Regions from separate parts of the Mus musculus genome. Here region 1 is linked to region 2. The links are chromatin contacts, found by Hi-C or POLR2A ChIA-PET in ENCODE. All regions are on one chromosome and are shown on one strand. The core of a region is the stretch at or near the end of the contact, and the rest is flanking DNA. Distances in the headings are between cores, read along the strand shown.

Evidence for each region. A loop is a pair of places that touch in the nucleus more often than their neighbours do. ChIA-PET counts read pairs that join two places held with the same protein, here RNA polymerase II (POLR2A).
Region 1: a map of gastrocnemius shows a loop between it and region 2 (2.9-fold over the local background). The contact joins two enhancer-like sites. A Hi-C loop is called at or near these places in 10 of 37 maps with a recorded cell type or tissue (CH12.LX, T-helper 17 cell, gastrocnemius and 3 more). POLR2A ChIA-PET finds 5 or more read pairs at or near these places in 2 of 5 experiments (Patski and embryonic stem cell).

The regions. Positions count from the first base shown.
Region 1 is chr14:25,561,751-25,568,307 of GRCm38, forward strand. All of the region lies in intron 3 of Zmiz1 (zinc finger, MIZ-type containing 1), which reads left to right. Among named protein-coding and RNA genes, the nearest start is that of 4931406H21Rik, 22 kb to the right of the region's middle. Within about 2 kb of position 3,702, at least 2 of the 3 ENCODE cell types and tissues checked have a DNase peak (open chromatin) inside an H3K27ac peak, as active enhancers do; they include gastrocnemius and heart, where a contact is called at or near this core.
Region 2 is chr14:25,468,993-25,475,521 of GRCm38, forward strand. All of the region lies in intron 1 of Zmiz1 (zinc finger, MIZ-type containing 1), which reads left to right. Among named protein-coding and RNA genes, the nearest start is that of Zmiz1, 13 kb to the left of the region's middle. Within about 2 kb of position 1,601, at least 2 of the 3 ENCODE cell types and tissues checked have a DNase peak (open chromatin) inside an H3K27ac peak, as active enhancers do; they include gastrocnemius and heart, where a contact is called at or near this core.

The sequences.
Region 1 (6,557 bases), core at 2,452-4,951, 95 kb after region 2:
CCTCTTACAGACCTGAAAGTGGAGGGGAACTAGAGGTGGGAGACAGTCAAAACACCTCTGTACCCGGAGCTGTAGCTGTAGGAACATCTGCTCCAGTTCACTGCTTTCTAGAAGACTCCAGCTTCCCTGTCCCCCAGAGCTCTTGAGTGATTGCAGGCCTCCCTAACCCCTCCCAACTTCCTGGCATCTGAGACTTGGGAATAGCCATAGGAGCCTGAGGCAAAGCCAGGTCAGGGCCTCTGTGTGTGTCTGTGTGTGTGTGTGTGTGTGTGTGTGTGGCCTGCACAGTGTCAGTCATGTTAACAGTGATAGTCACTTTCTTGCTCTGGGCAGTGGGGATGGGAAGGAGGTGCCCAGCTGATGAAGATCTGCCATGTTCCTGTGCAGAAAGAAATGTGCAGCAGAGGCCCTTGTGGTCAGAGCAGGGGCAGAATCCCGGCACCACTTCTCAGCACTGGGGCCTTAAGCAGGTCACTGCGTCTTGAGAGGCCCTCAGAGCCTCAGTTTCCTCTCAGTGGCCAGCCCGTGATAACTGAAACTTAAGTCATAACAGAGCTGACATCAAGTGAGGTGACACAGAGAACTTAATGTCTGCTCCCTGCAGGCTCAGTGGGGGGACTGGTTCTGTCAGAGAAGGAGAGCCCCAAGTGCCTTGTCTAAGGCTGGACCAGCCTTTCTTTGCATATTGTGTGTAGGGGTATGGGGTGTGCAGAGTCAAAAACCTAGAATGTGCCCAGAGGGGACAGAGCGCTTGACTTGAGGGCACTGCATGGCTTTGAAGGCATCCTGTGCCCAAAGGACAAAGAACCCAGATATAGCTGCAGTCCTCAACCTAGTGTGGGTGGGGACAGTGGTGACCTTTCTCAGAGCCAGTGTGTGTCATTCCTCTAGAGTAGCATTCAGTCCGGGGCAGAATGTCAGACACAGCCAAGTGGGGCTGCCTTCCAGGAACCTGAAAGGCGGAGGCTATACTTATTTTTCTTTAACCAACATCAGCAGTGGATGCTTCCGTGGACAGGGTGGGTGCTTGGGAGATTGGGTCACTGAGAAAAGAAGCCCCATCCTTCCAGAGACCTCCAGAATGGAGCCACAGCACCTTGAACCGCTGGCCTTACGGAGCCTGGTCATGGAGTGCTCGCTGCTTCGCTAGAGGAAGCAGGTGTGGGTCTTTCAGAAACCTGTCTCCTAAGTATCTCTGCTTGCTCAGTCCCTTAGCCCAGCAGGGAAGGGAGGAGATTTCTTGTCCTCCCATAAAAAGTCACAGGCTCGGGAGGTGAAAGAGCTTTCCCGAAGCCCACAGTCAGGAAGGCCTGGCTCCCAGCCCACCACCCACTGGAACCCGACCCTATGCGGATCTCCTGCCTGCTCAGGGCCTGTCCTCACTGCTTGCTCTCGAGAAGGACAGCTGGTCCCCAGCAGCTGCCTGAAGCTTCCTCACTTCTCTGGCTCCTGTCTGCCTGTCTTCCAGCCTCCCCTGGAGTAGACCACCGAAGAAACAGTTGCCCCCTCCCTCGCCTGCCTTTGCTTCCCAGGTGGTTCTCTGAGCTTCCATGACCTCTCCTTTAAGATGAGGAGGGTGGAGGTCGACATCAGAGCTTCCCTTACCTCATTCCCCACCACTACATCCTACCCAACTCTCAACTAAGACTACATTTAAAATGACCTTTGAGCTCACTTAGGTCAGCCATTAGATAAGTAGTTTAACTCCATCATAAATAAGACCTGTGAGCTCACCCTTGGTCATTTTCCTAGACCAAGACTTCACTGTGAAAATGGAAAAGGTTTGCACAGAGGCTACCTGAAGTCATTCTTTTCACCCGTGGGACACGTATCACTCCTTAAGGACACTGTCCTAAGTGGCCGGTACCAGCCAGGCCCAAGATCCCCCAGTTACAACTAAGGTTTCAGTCTCAGTACCTTAGCCATAGCATTCACCCTCGTCGGTCCACTGCATGAGCACATTTGGGGTATGGGCTTCAAGATGCATAACTGTCAGCCATCCTGGCTGAAGGGGAGACAGGTGTGTGACAGTGACACTGAGGGGACTGGAGTAGAGTGAGTGAGTAGTGTCACTTGCCAACTACACTTTGCTGGACCTTTAGCGGTGAAAGGGCAGGCAGTCTGACCCAAGGGCAGGCCAAGTCACAGCTGTAGCAATATGTTCAGACCTCAGACTAGGAGGCAGCGAGCCACCCAAGTGAGGGGCTTGGGATGTGGGCTAAGAGCAGTGGGAGGAGGGGGACAGGCTAGGAGAGGACCAAGCTCCATGACCTCTGTCCCCCTAAAATTCTAAAGCTGCTTGTCTTAGGGTTTTACTGCTGTGAACAGGCACCATGACCAAGTCAACTCTTATAAATGACAACATTTAATTGGGCCTGGCATCAGGATCAGAGGGTCAGTCCATTATCTTCAAGATGGAAGCATGGAAGCCTCCAGGCAGGCATGGTACAGGAGGAGCTCAGAGTTCTACATCTTCATCTGAAGGCCACTAGGAAAAGACTGGCTTCCAGGCAGCTAGGATGAGGGCCTTAATGCCCATACCCACAATGACTCACTTCTTCCAACAAGTCCACACCTCCAAGTAGTGCCACTCCCTGGGCCAAGCATATTCAAACCACCACACTGCTGGAGGAATAGATTGGGGTGGTACCCTAAAGTCTGGCTTCTATGTTTCCTCTCTCTCTTTCCCTCCTTCCCCCTCCCCACCCCTCATTCCCTCCCTTCTTCCTTCCCTTCCTCCCTCCCTCTTTCTTTTTTCTTCCTTTCCTTTCCTTTCCTTTCCTTTCCTCTTTCTTTCTTTCTTTCTTTCTTTCTTTCTTTCTTTCTTTGTTTTTTTTCTTTCTTGCCAGAGCAAGGTTGTCCCCCTGGTCCTGTTTCAAAACACAGCCTCCAGTCAAGCTATGGGCAGAGTCTCCCAGCCCTGCTGCCAGTCCCCCTCCCCCCTCCCCCAACTCGCGCTGCAGATGTGCATGGTGATTGAATCATTTCTGCACACCGTTGCTCACACAGCTCCCCAGAGATGTGCTACTTGCCTGTGCAAGCTGTCAGGAGATGTGTGTGCTCCAGTGCATCTGGGCCAACAGCCCATGTGTGCACATACCAGCTATGGAGAGTGCAGAGGGGTACGTAGATGTGTGTGCCGTGTGAAAACACCTTTACCTGGAGACGCTCGGGTTTACTCGCTAGGCCTGAGAAGTGGGAAAAGAAAACACAGTATTTGTAAGATGGTTGTGAGGTGCTCTTCCCACACTGGGGTGCTCCGAGTGCCCACTGTACAGTAAAAATTCTCTACCCCTGTGTCCAGGGAAAGACCCTATATGTAAGACAGCCAGATGAGTTCTCGCCTGTTTGAGGCTTCTGTCCACTGTTTTCCACTGGTGTAGCTGAAGAGGTTGGCTTCTTAGTCCCCCTTCAGCTCTCTGCAGTTCATTCTCCAGGAGGCTTTAAGTGCACGGGGCCAGCTTGACCTGAGCGTTGCCAGGAGATGATACTGTCAACAGAAACTTCTCCCAGCACGACCACCCCTGGAAATCGGGAAGACTCAGCCTGACTACCATGTCACCAGCTAAAAACTTCCATACATGTAATGGTCTCTGGTCAGGCATAGCTTCAAGAGAGGCAGTGCCTGGGGCGTTGGGCCATCTGGCAGGGGGTTGGTGGAGTGGTGGAAGAGGCTTTCCGGGAGTTTTCCAGGCTACGGGCTCCACCGCTTGGGCAGAACCTTTGGATTTTAAAGTTGAATGTGCTGCTCCTACTGAGGTGGAGTTTCCAGGCAGCTGGAGCCCTTGGATTCTGGCGTTTGGCAGGCTGCCAGAGGATGGCTAGCCCAGGCCTTCATTTTACAGATATACAAACTGAGGCCCAGCTTCTTGCCCTGTTCACACAGTGGGAGGGTAGCAGAGCAGGTACCCACCCACTGTAGACCCCCCCAGGCTAACTAGAAAGACACAAGGACAGGGATGGCAGGACCACAGAAAAGTTTCCTGATTGAGTCCACACTTAATCAGAGGGCAGCAGACTGGAAAAGGCTACCAGGTTGGTACCAGGTTCTTGGTTGGTAGAGAGCCAGGTCCTGCCTGGGTGCTAGAGCTGCTTCCACTGATGGTTTTGTCTAAAGGCACCTGGAGGCAAACACAGCTGAGTGGTGCTTCTGTGGCAGTGGGGCGACCTCTGCTGGCCGCCAACGGCTTGCCGCTTCCTGACAACAGGGTGCTGTGATGGGGTTCTGGGTGGCCTTGCAAACCACTGGCTTTGGACCAATGGGATGGAACAAGGGCTTCATTTGGGACCCAGCCATGGCTTGAGATAGGAGTACGCAGGAGACTGTGGCCACCGGTCTTGGGGGGACATGGAAAGAGCAGCATGCTAATGGCTAGAAAGGCAGAGGTTTCTAGCTTAGCCCCGCTGGCAGCCTTGCACTTCATCTCTCAAAGGCTTTGCCTCGGAACTGGGCAGCCAGTGAAAACAGTGTGTACAGAAGCCAGGCTGTCCCTTCCATGCCCCACCCCCTTTTCCTGCCTGGTGCTAACCTCTCCTCAGGCCCTAGACCCTTAGCTTTCAAGTCCTTGCACCTTGCAGTGTGGAATTCAGGCCTGCCATCTCTGTTCATTCCTGTGTTATTGGCCCCCATTCTCTACTATTGATACAAGCAGTTTCAAAGTGACACCTCAACTAAGTATAATGTTTCAAGAAGCTCAAACAAGAGCTTCATGGATTCAAGGCCAGCCTGGGCTACATACAAAGACCCCATCTGGAAAAAATAAATGTAAAGGAGTGTGCTGTGTGGGCCTCTTTCTTCAGCTTTTATTTTATAAATGAAAATATATAATAGCTAGATAACTGTAATACCAGCACTGAGGCAGGAGGATTCCCCATGAATTTGAAACCAGTCTGAACTACAATGAGATTGTATTTGGGGAGGAGGGCAGGGACTCCCTCTGTTGTTCCTGTTGTCTGTAATGTCTCCTGACAGTTACCTCTCTGATGTCCTATGAGTCTCACAAGTGTTGGAAGCCCAGCCAGGTCACACCTTGATTCCATAAGATGGAGCCCAGACCTGGACAGATATAGACCATGTCATCTAGGACAAAATCATTATGGGTTTTGGGTTCCCCAAAACAAAATCAAATGGACTGTCAAGTTGGGAACAACTTTGCCCACAGGTATCCTGAAGACCTTTGAATCCAGAGACCCTGTGGAGGTTAGCCTGATCTAGAGTGGTACTGTCTGTCTCTTTGCTATTTGCCTCCTGAAGTGAGGCCTGGGGTCTTGACAGCGTTCATAAGGGAAAAGCAGCCTTGGGGCTGAAAGGTTGCTGACCAGGGATGTGCAAGCTCCTCATACTTGCTAGAAGCTTCCGTGGGTGGGCAGAGCATCCTTAGGCTACCGAAGATATCGATATGTGCAAGCATGTGTCAAGACCTCTCTGAGTTCCTGGTCCTAAATGGCATGGCCTTCCTGGAAGATCCTCCTTGGAGGCAGAACTTGGTGGAGCCACCAGTGACTCTTGTCTCCTATCCATGGAGAAACTGAAGCTTTGAAGCCAGGGACGACTGCACAAGGCCCTCCTGTATTTTAGAGTGCAGGACACCTTCGAGCTTTTAAAATGATGGAGAAGGTAGAGGTGTTCAGAGGACTTGAGAGTCTGGAGTCAGCATCTGGCCCTCAGGATGCTGTGGTTTGTCTAGAGTGCCCCCTGCTGGCTGGTATGCCCATGGAGGTCTTTTCCTGGTTGGTTACAGGCTCTGAGCTGGGTGCTGGTATTTCAGGCCTGGGGTTTCTTTGTGCTTCCTTTCTGGGTCCCCAGCCAGTCACTCGGATGACCTGGATTTGACTTTCTGGGCTTCTTTGGCTCACTACCCTTGTCCTAGCCAGCTTTAGAAGTCAGCCACACACACACACACACACACACACACACACACCGTATATGTATGTGTGTTTGGCTGAATATATATATATATATCTCACATGCACACCAGATACCTGAGGAGCCAGAAAAGCGCGTCAGATCTCATAAAACTGGAGTTACAGATAGTTGTGAGCCATCACATGTTGCTAAGAACCAAACTCAGGTCCTCTGCAAGAATAGCAAATGTTCCTAACCATTGAGCCACTTCTCCAGCCCTAGAAAACATACACTTTACAGGAATCCTGGCTGCCATTATTTGCCCATGTTTAGAGTGAGATGATCATTCACAGGCCAAGAACCAAGATAACCTGTCCGATGGTGTTCCATGGGTCCACTTCTACCCCTTATCTCTGCCTTCCCTGTGGTTTATCTCTGTGTCACTGGAGTGCTAGCTGAGGCTCTCTGCAAGTATGCAGAGAGGAGGAGACAGCCTCTGCATGAGGCACCCCGGAAGGTGCCAGGGTGTGCTGCACCCCTCATAGCCTCCAGCAGGGACCCCCTAGGCACTCCCCAGAACCTGTCTCATAGGTTGGAACAGGGAACCCAGGATTCTGCTCTGGCTCTTACAGGATCAACTGTAAACAGAGTCACAGTTTCCTCACCTACAATGTGGGAATATTGCAGTCTCTGTCAGACTCTGATTGTCCTG
Region 2 (6,529 bases), core at 351-2,850:
ACAAGCTTTGTGTGCAGAGAGGCATTTTGGGTAGGGCCTTGAGGAGGGCTGTGACCCCCATCTGCCACTGTGGTTAACACATCATTTCCCTGGCTCACAGTCCTTATGTTCCTGGCTTTCTGGACTTTGGGAAGTGGTCTGGCTGTCTGGCAGGGAAAGGAGGCTGCTCATTAGCCTTCAGTCTCTCTACTCATTGTGCACGGGCCACCGGGGCCCCGGAACCTCACTGTGTCGCAGATCCTGGGAGAAGAACTGAAATTCAGGGGGAAATTCTAGTTTTGTTTTGAAGATGGGCTGTGGAGCTCAGCCTCTGCTGGACGCCCTTACTAAAGGGCGAGCCTTCAGTGCCCCCACCTGGCCTGAGCTGACTTTGAATTTCTGCTGTTTCTTGTCAGCCCGGCTGGTCCCTTTATGCAGAGGTGGGCTTGCTTGGAGGGTTTGAATCTTTTCAGGCCTTAGAGTTCTTAGGCTATATACCTTGGATAGTTTCCCTCTTTGCCTGCCCCCTGGCAGTGCCTAGGCTGTACAGCCTGTTCTATACCACTCACAAGCTCCACATACCCATTTCTAGTATTCCTGGGACCTTTGGTTCCCAAGTCCTTGAGGTATCTTAGCAGCCACATCCTCTGATGCCTGTCATACAGATATATGTCCTGTGTATGACATCCCCATAGTATGTCGTGTGTGGCCTTGTGCACCTCCAGGAGTGGGCTGTTCCTACTCCCCTAGTGGTCCCTTCCAGCTGAAGCCCAGTTCTCATCCCAGAGCCATGAAGAATCCAGGACTCCTCTTTTTGACACAGCACAATTGTATTGCCTGGGTCCTCTGCAGCTGAATCTAAGGCAGGACAGAGTAAGCAGAATGGACTTCCTGGAGGAGATGGCTTTCTTTTGGTTAGGGTTTTTTCTATCGCCGGGATAAAACACCATGACCAAAGCAACTTGGGGAAGAAAGGATTTGTTCCCTCCTATAGCTTGTAGTTCACCCTCCAGGAAATTCAGGGGAAGAACTCGGTACAGCACCCTGGAGGCTAAAACTGATGGAGAGGGGCCACGGAGGACTGCTGTGTACTGCCTTGCTCTTCAGGGCTTGCCCAGCTTACTTTCTTAGCACACCCAGGACCGCCAGTCCAGTGATGGCCCCACCCACAACCAGCTGCATCCCTCCTACATCAGTCACTAATTAAGAAAATGCAGACTTATTTACAAGTTGATCTGCTGGAGGTATTTTCTCAATGGAGAGCCCCTCTTCCCAAATGACTCTAGCTTGGGTCAAATTGAAATAAAACTGTGCCCTGGGCCTTCTTGTTTTCTTTGAATCTGGGCAGCTTGAAGACATCAGGCTGGATGGGGAAGTAGAACCCTCAGGTCATGGGATGTGGAAGTGGCTAGGGAGGCAGATGGTTTGGGGACACGGGGAAGAAGGCGGCTGGCATTTGCTGAGCAAGCAGGATCCTGTACTGGGTGCTTTGGGAAGGTGGTTTTGTCTTTCAGGCTCTTCCTGTCACATTCATTCACTACTGAAGGTGGAGCCCTGTCCAGGGAGGTGGGGGCAGCATGGACGTGAGACATGTGTCCTCTCTAGCCCGCCTTCCACTGGCACTCGCCCGAGTCTAGCTTGCCCCTCACTGCCCACTGCCATCTGTCCAGGCCCATCCCACCCAAACAATCCCAGGCTCCAAAGCTCAGGGCTCTCTGTAAGAAGCTCTGGGTTTGGAATCAGAGCTGTTGGCATTGCTTCCTGCTGTGGCATCCCTTGTGGCTGTTAGGAACATCGGACAGGAGGCCCTACCCTTGTCAGGTGCTATGCAACAGCACTGTGTCAGAGAGCACAGAGTGTTATTACCACGTGCACCAGTAATAACATCAGCCCTTCATCTACACAGTGGGTCTAAACCAGAGGGACAGGTCGCTAGTTGAGCTGGAACTGGAACCCAGGCATCCCAACCATGCCCTCCACTGGAGTGAGTAAGGCTCAGGTACAAGGCTCCCCTGCTTGGGATTTCTGCTTTGTCTCATAGAGGTCTGGCTTACCCTGACCCCGCTCTCCAGAGCTGTTGGGCCTGGGGCAAGCATGAAGGTGTTTATTCACTGTGGTGTCTGGGGTACTGTTGGTCCCTTAATTGTAGCCTGCCCACGGCTGCCATCCTCTGGTAAGACACTTCAGTACATGTGGGGGGTTCCCCAGAAACCACTGCCACCCCCCTGAGACTCCTTGCCCATGTGTCTGGCCTATTTAGCCACCAAATGTTGCTTTGTCCTAAACCACAGTTTGGATTTGTTGCTGCAGTGTCAGGTGACATGACCCCTCCCGGAACCCACAGATCCAGAGATGATTTAGTGGGTGGGATCAGGGGGTAATAGAGGAACCTGTCCATCATACCTTCCTTCTCTTTCCAGATAGGGAACTGAGGCTCAGAGAGGGGAAATAAAACTAGCAAGGTGCTGGGTGCGCCTACCCTAGCGCTCTGGCCTCCCTCTGCCTCCATTCTCCACTCTCTGAGGCTGGCCTTCTCCCTGCTGGACCAAGTGCATGCAGGATGGGGAGACGACAAGCAAAGCAGCAACCTGTGCGCAGTTCTCAAGGTTCTTAAAGCCTTCATTCACTTAGGCTGCTTCCCTGGGACAGTTAGGGAGCGTCTCTCACTAGCCTGAGAACCGGGCTGTGGATTTGTCCAGTCCCCAGTCCTGTTCCCCTCGGAGAGAGTGGTTATCTAGAATCCTTTAGGGTTGTCACCTGTACTGTCACTGCTACAGTACCTACTCTGTCAGCACGCCCATTAGACACTTGAAATTGGGAAGGGGCCTGGGCATCTGGTCCACACTTTGCATTGTGGTCTCGATCTTCCTTTTTGGTCAGTGATCAAGCCTTCATCTTCTCTGCTTTCTGTGCTGAGTTCTAGTCCCCCCACTACCATTTTCTCTCCCTCCCTCCCCTCTTTCCTTCATAGTACTGGGGATCAAACCTGGAGCTTTAGCCACGCTAGGCAAGTACTGTACCACGGAGGTCCCCTCCCGGACTTGATGAGACTTTCTGAGGTTCAGGCCTGGCATTCACTGTACAGCTGAGGATGCCTTGAATTCTCCAACCTCCAGCTGCCATCTTCCAAGTGCTGGGACCATAGGCAGGTCCCACACATATGGGTTATTCAAGGTTGGGGGTCAAATCCAGAGTCATGTGTCTTAAGCTACATGCCAATCCCTACTAATTTCTTATTTGGTGACAAGGTCTCTCTTGGTTGCCCAAGCTGACCTTGAACTGACACTCTGCAGTACAGGTGGGGCCTTTCACTTCCCTTTCACCTGTCTCAGCCTCCCAAGCAGCTGAGCCACCAGGCTCACACAGCACACTGCAGCTTTTGAAGGTGAGAGGTACCTCAAGGCCGGAGCCTTGACATTTTCTCTAGCCTCTTCATTCGGTCTGGTGAACGTCTACTCATCCCTGAGAAGTCAGGTCAAAAGCTGTACCCCTGAGCTTGTCCCCTGATAGTATCAGATGCTGGGAAGGTTCTCCACTGAAGGCTCTCCCTCCTCCCTCCCCTCTGCTCTCTTTCTTAGTTGCTTGCTATCATCCTAGGCTGGGGCTGGGACTGGGTCTCCCTTCACACTCCCTTTCTCCGTCCGTCTGTCCGTCCATCCATCCCTGTCCTCACAGGTTGGCCCAGGGCCTGCACAGAGGAGGTAACAAAAACATTTCAGTGTATTCCTGGAGCAGTAGCTAGTTACTATGGAAACAAGGAAGTGTTGCAACTTCCTGAACTTGAGGTTGGGGTCAGAGAAGGCAGCTCTGTCTTGGTTCCATGAGATGGACCCAGGATGACTGTCCTGGGGTTCTTCCTAACTCCAAGTTGCCTGTGGCAGGCACTTTCCAGTCTCTGAGCCTCAGTTTACCCTTCAGGAACATGTAGGCATGGGGATACTTAGCTTGCTGTCTTAATCTGTCTTCTCATGTGACAGGTGGTCCCTTTGCCCTCTTCAGGCCTGTCTCCCACTTTTGCTCATCTATTTCCCTAAAAAGATATGTCATCAAGTGTCTAGATCCAAGTGTCTGTAGCCTGATTGCCCTTGCCTGCACCTTGAGACTGCAGGGACACAAAGAGGGAAGTCCCCACAGCCAGGGTTGCAGAGAGTAGAGCACGAGGTGGGTGGAGGGGTTGTCAGCAAACCAGGCCAGCTGACTCTGGTCTGAGCCAGCACATGCCCTGGGTCATTTTCCCTCGCCCTGAAAGTGGCCTGAACCAGTATGGGTCAGGGTGGCCCTTAACTTTGCTGGACACTGCCAGTTTTGCCTTCTGGTGTCATGCTATGGGGGGACCCTGCCCTGCCCTGTCCCAAGTAGCCTCAGAGGATGTCCCCTGCCCACAGCAGTAGGTGAGCAGCGTGTTCTCACTGTTTCCTCTCTCTGCCTGATCGCTCAGAGTCTCAAGTCAGCCAAGCTCAAGCTGCAGCCTCCCCCGCAGCCCTGCAGCCCAAGCAGGTGCATTTGAGCTCAGCCTTGTCCACACAAGACAAAGAAACCAGACTGAGAGTCAAGCAGCCCAACCCAGCCCAGGCACCCACTGCTGTGCATAGCTGACCCCAGGCTAAATCGACATCAGACTTTGGCTGCCCCACACCCACTTTGGGCCCTTTATGCCTTTAGAGGTAGACCAGGTTTCCCCCAGGTCTGGGACTAGTAGGGCCTGGAGGAAATGGTTTCACATCTTCTCCAGCTCAAATTACTGATCTATAAAATAGGAAGGGAGTGAGGCTGAGTAGGCTGGGGCAGGCTGCCTGAGTTCTCTGGAGCCCAGTTACACTCAGTGGGCAGGCAGTTGCAGGCTAGAGTCTGGAACCTGGAGACATCTGGGAATTTTTTGGGGGGTGGTGGTGGGAAATATAAGTCCAAGTGCTCTGGTGTATGTAGCTCAATAGTAGAATGCTTATCTAGCAGTCTGAGGTTCAAAGTTCTACTCCAACATGAATGAAGTGGGAAGGGAGGGAGAAAAGGAGAGAAGGGAGGAAGGGAGGAAGAGAGGAAGAGAAGGAGGGAGGGAGGGAGGGAGGGAGGGAGGAGCAATGCTGTTTTGTTTTTGTTTTTGTTTTCTGTCTTAGGGAACCAGCAGTCACTCGAATAGGTCTTCCTTCCCTTCAGTTCCCAGCTGTGTTTCCTACCCCTGGAAACAGCCCTGACCAGAGTCTACTAACTAGTTAGTCACTCACTCCTGCTACCTCACAGCCTCGTGATCTGGACAAGCCCTATGCTCTCCCTGCATTGTGGGACCCTGAGTCCATGCCTGCGTCTGGAATGCTGTTGGAAGCCTGTTCGTGCCTTTTTGTTACCAAGTAGGCAGAATCCTCACACTAGACGCCCCCCTCCCCCCCAACCCCACACAGGTTTCATGTCAGGTCTCCCTTCTGGAAGAGTCTCACTTTGTGGGTGACAGCGGGTCTGTGTTTCTTGTTGAGGCTAGGAGATCACCTCAGATCATTCCTCAGGCGCCATTCATCTTTTCCTGTTAAAGGATCTGCTATTAGTGAGGAGACATTTGTGTGCCTGGTGTGTGCTTATGTGGATGCGTATGCTACGGTGCATGTATGGTGGCCAGAGGGTCTATGAAGTCGGGATTGTGAAGTGCTGGGATTGAACTCAGGCCACGAGGTTTGTACAGCAATACCCTTTACCAGCTGAGCCATCTACTCGGACCCATTGAGGTTGTTTTGGTTTGGCTTTGAGTGGGAGTCTCTCACTGACTTGCCTCTCCAGCACTGGAATGACGGGTGAAACAGCCCTTTTTACGTGGGTTCTGGGGAATCAGAGTCAGGCCCTAAGCTCTTAACCCTCTGAGCCATCTTCCCAGCCCTGGGCTGTGTGCACAGCCACAGAAACCAGTTCTTTACAGCTTGACAGTGAGAGACTTACTTGTCTGTTCGCTGAGGTCCCCTTGGGGGCCCACTAGCTTTCTGCCTTCTTCCTGCTTTGAGATGTGTCCCCAGACAGTGCCTGGGTCAGAGAAACCCTGAGTCAAGCTGGGTGTAGCCACGAGTGCTTAGAAGGAAGCCTCTACCATCATCCGGATGGCTCTGCTGCACAGAACACCCAGATACTCAGCGAGTGGGGTCCCCAACATGGTTCCCACCTTTTTGGGATCTTTAAAAAAATGTCATCTTTCTTTTTTTCCAAGTCCCAAGACTATCACTGATTCTTTACCGTTGGCTAGCATCCAGCTTCAAACCGGTGCTTTCTGTTTCTGCCTGAGTAGTGCCTTGATTTGCCTTGTTTGAACAGCTACTTTAATTTTTTCTCTTTGGGGTCCCTTCTAGTGATAAGTACACGCCTTATTTTATTTGGATTTCTCATGGAGAACAGCAGGGAGGGTTAGTAAGCTCTGCCTTGATTGTTCTTCACTCTGTACCTGGCTTGGTGGTGGTGGTGGTTGTTGTTGTTTACTTCTGGAGCCCCAGTCTTCCAACCCTTTTCATTGTCTGCTGACAGCTATGTGCAGTTGGCTGGCAGTGCATCTGCTAGTGTGCTAGTGCAGGCTTCGCCC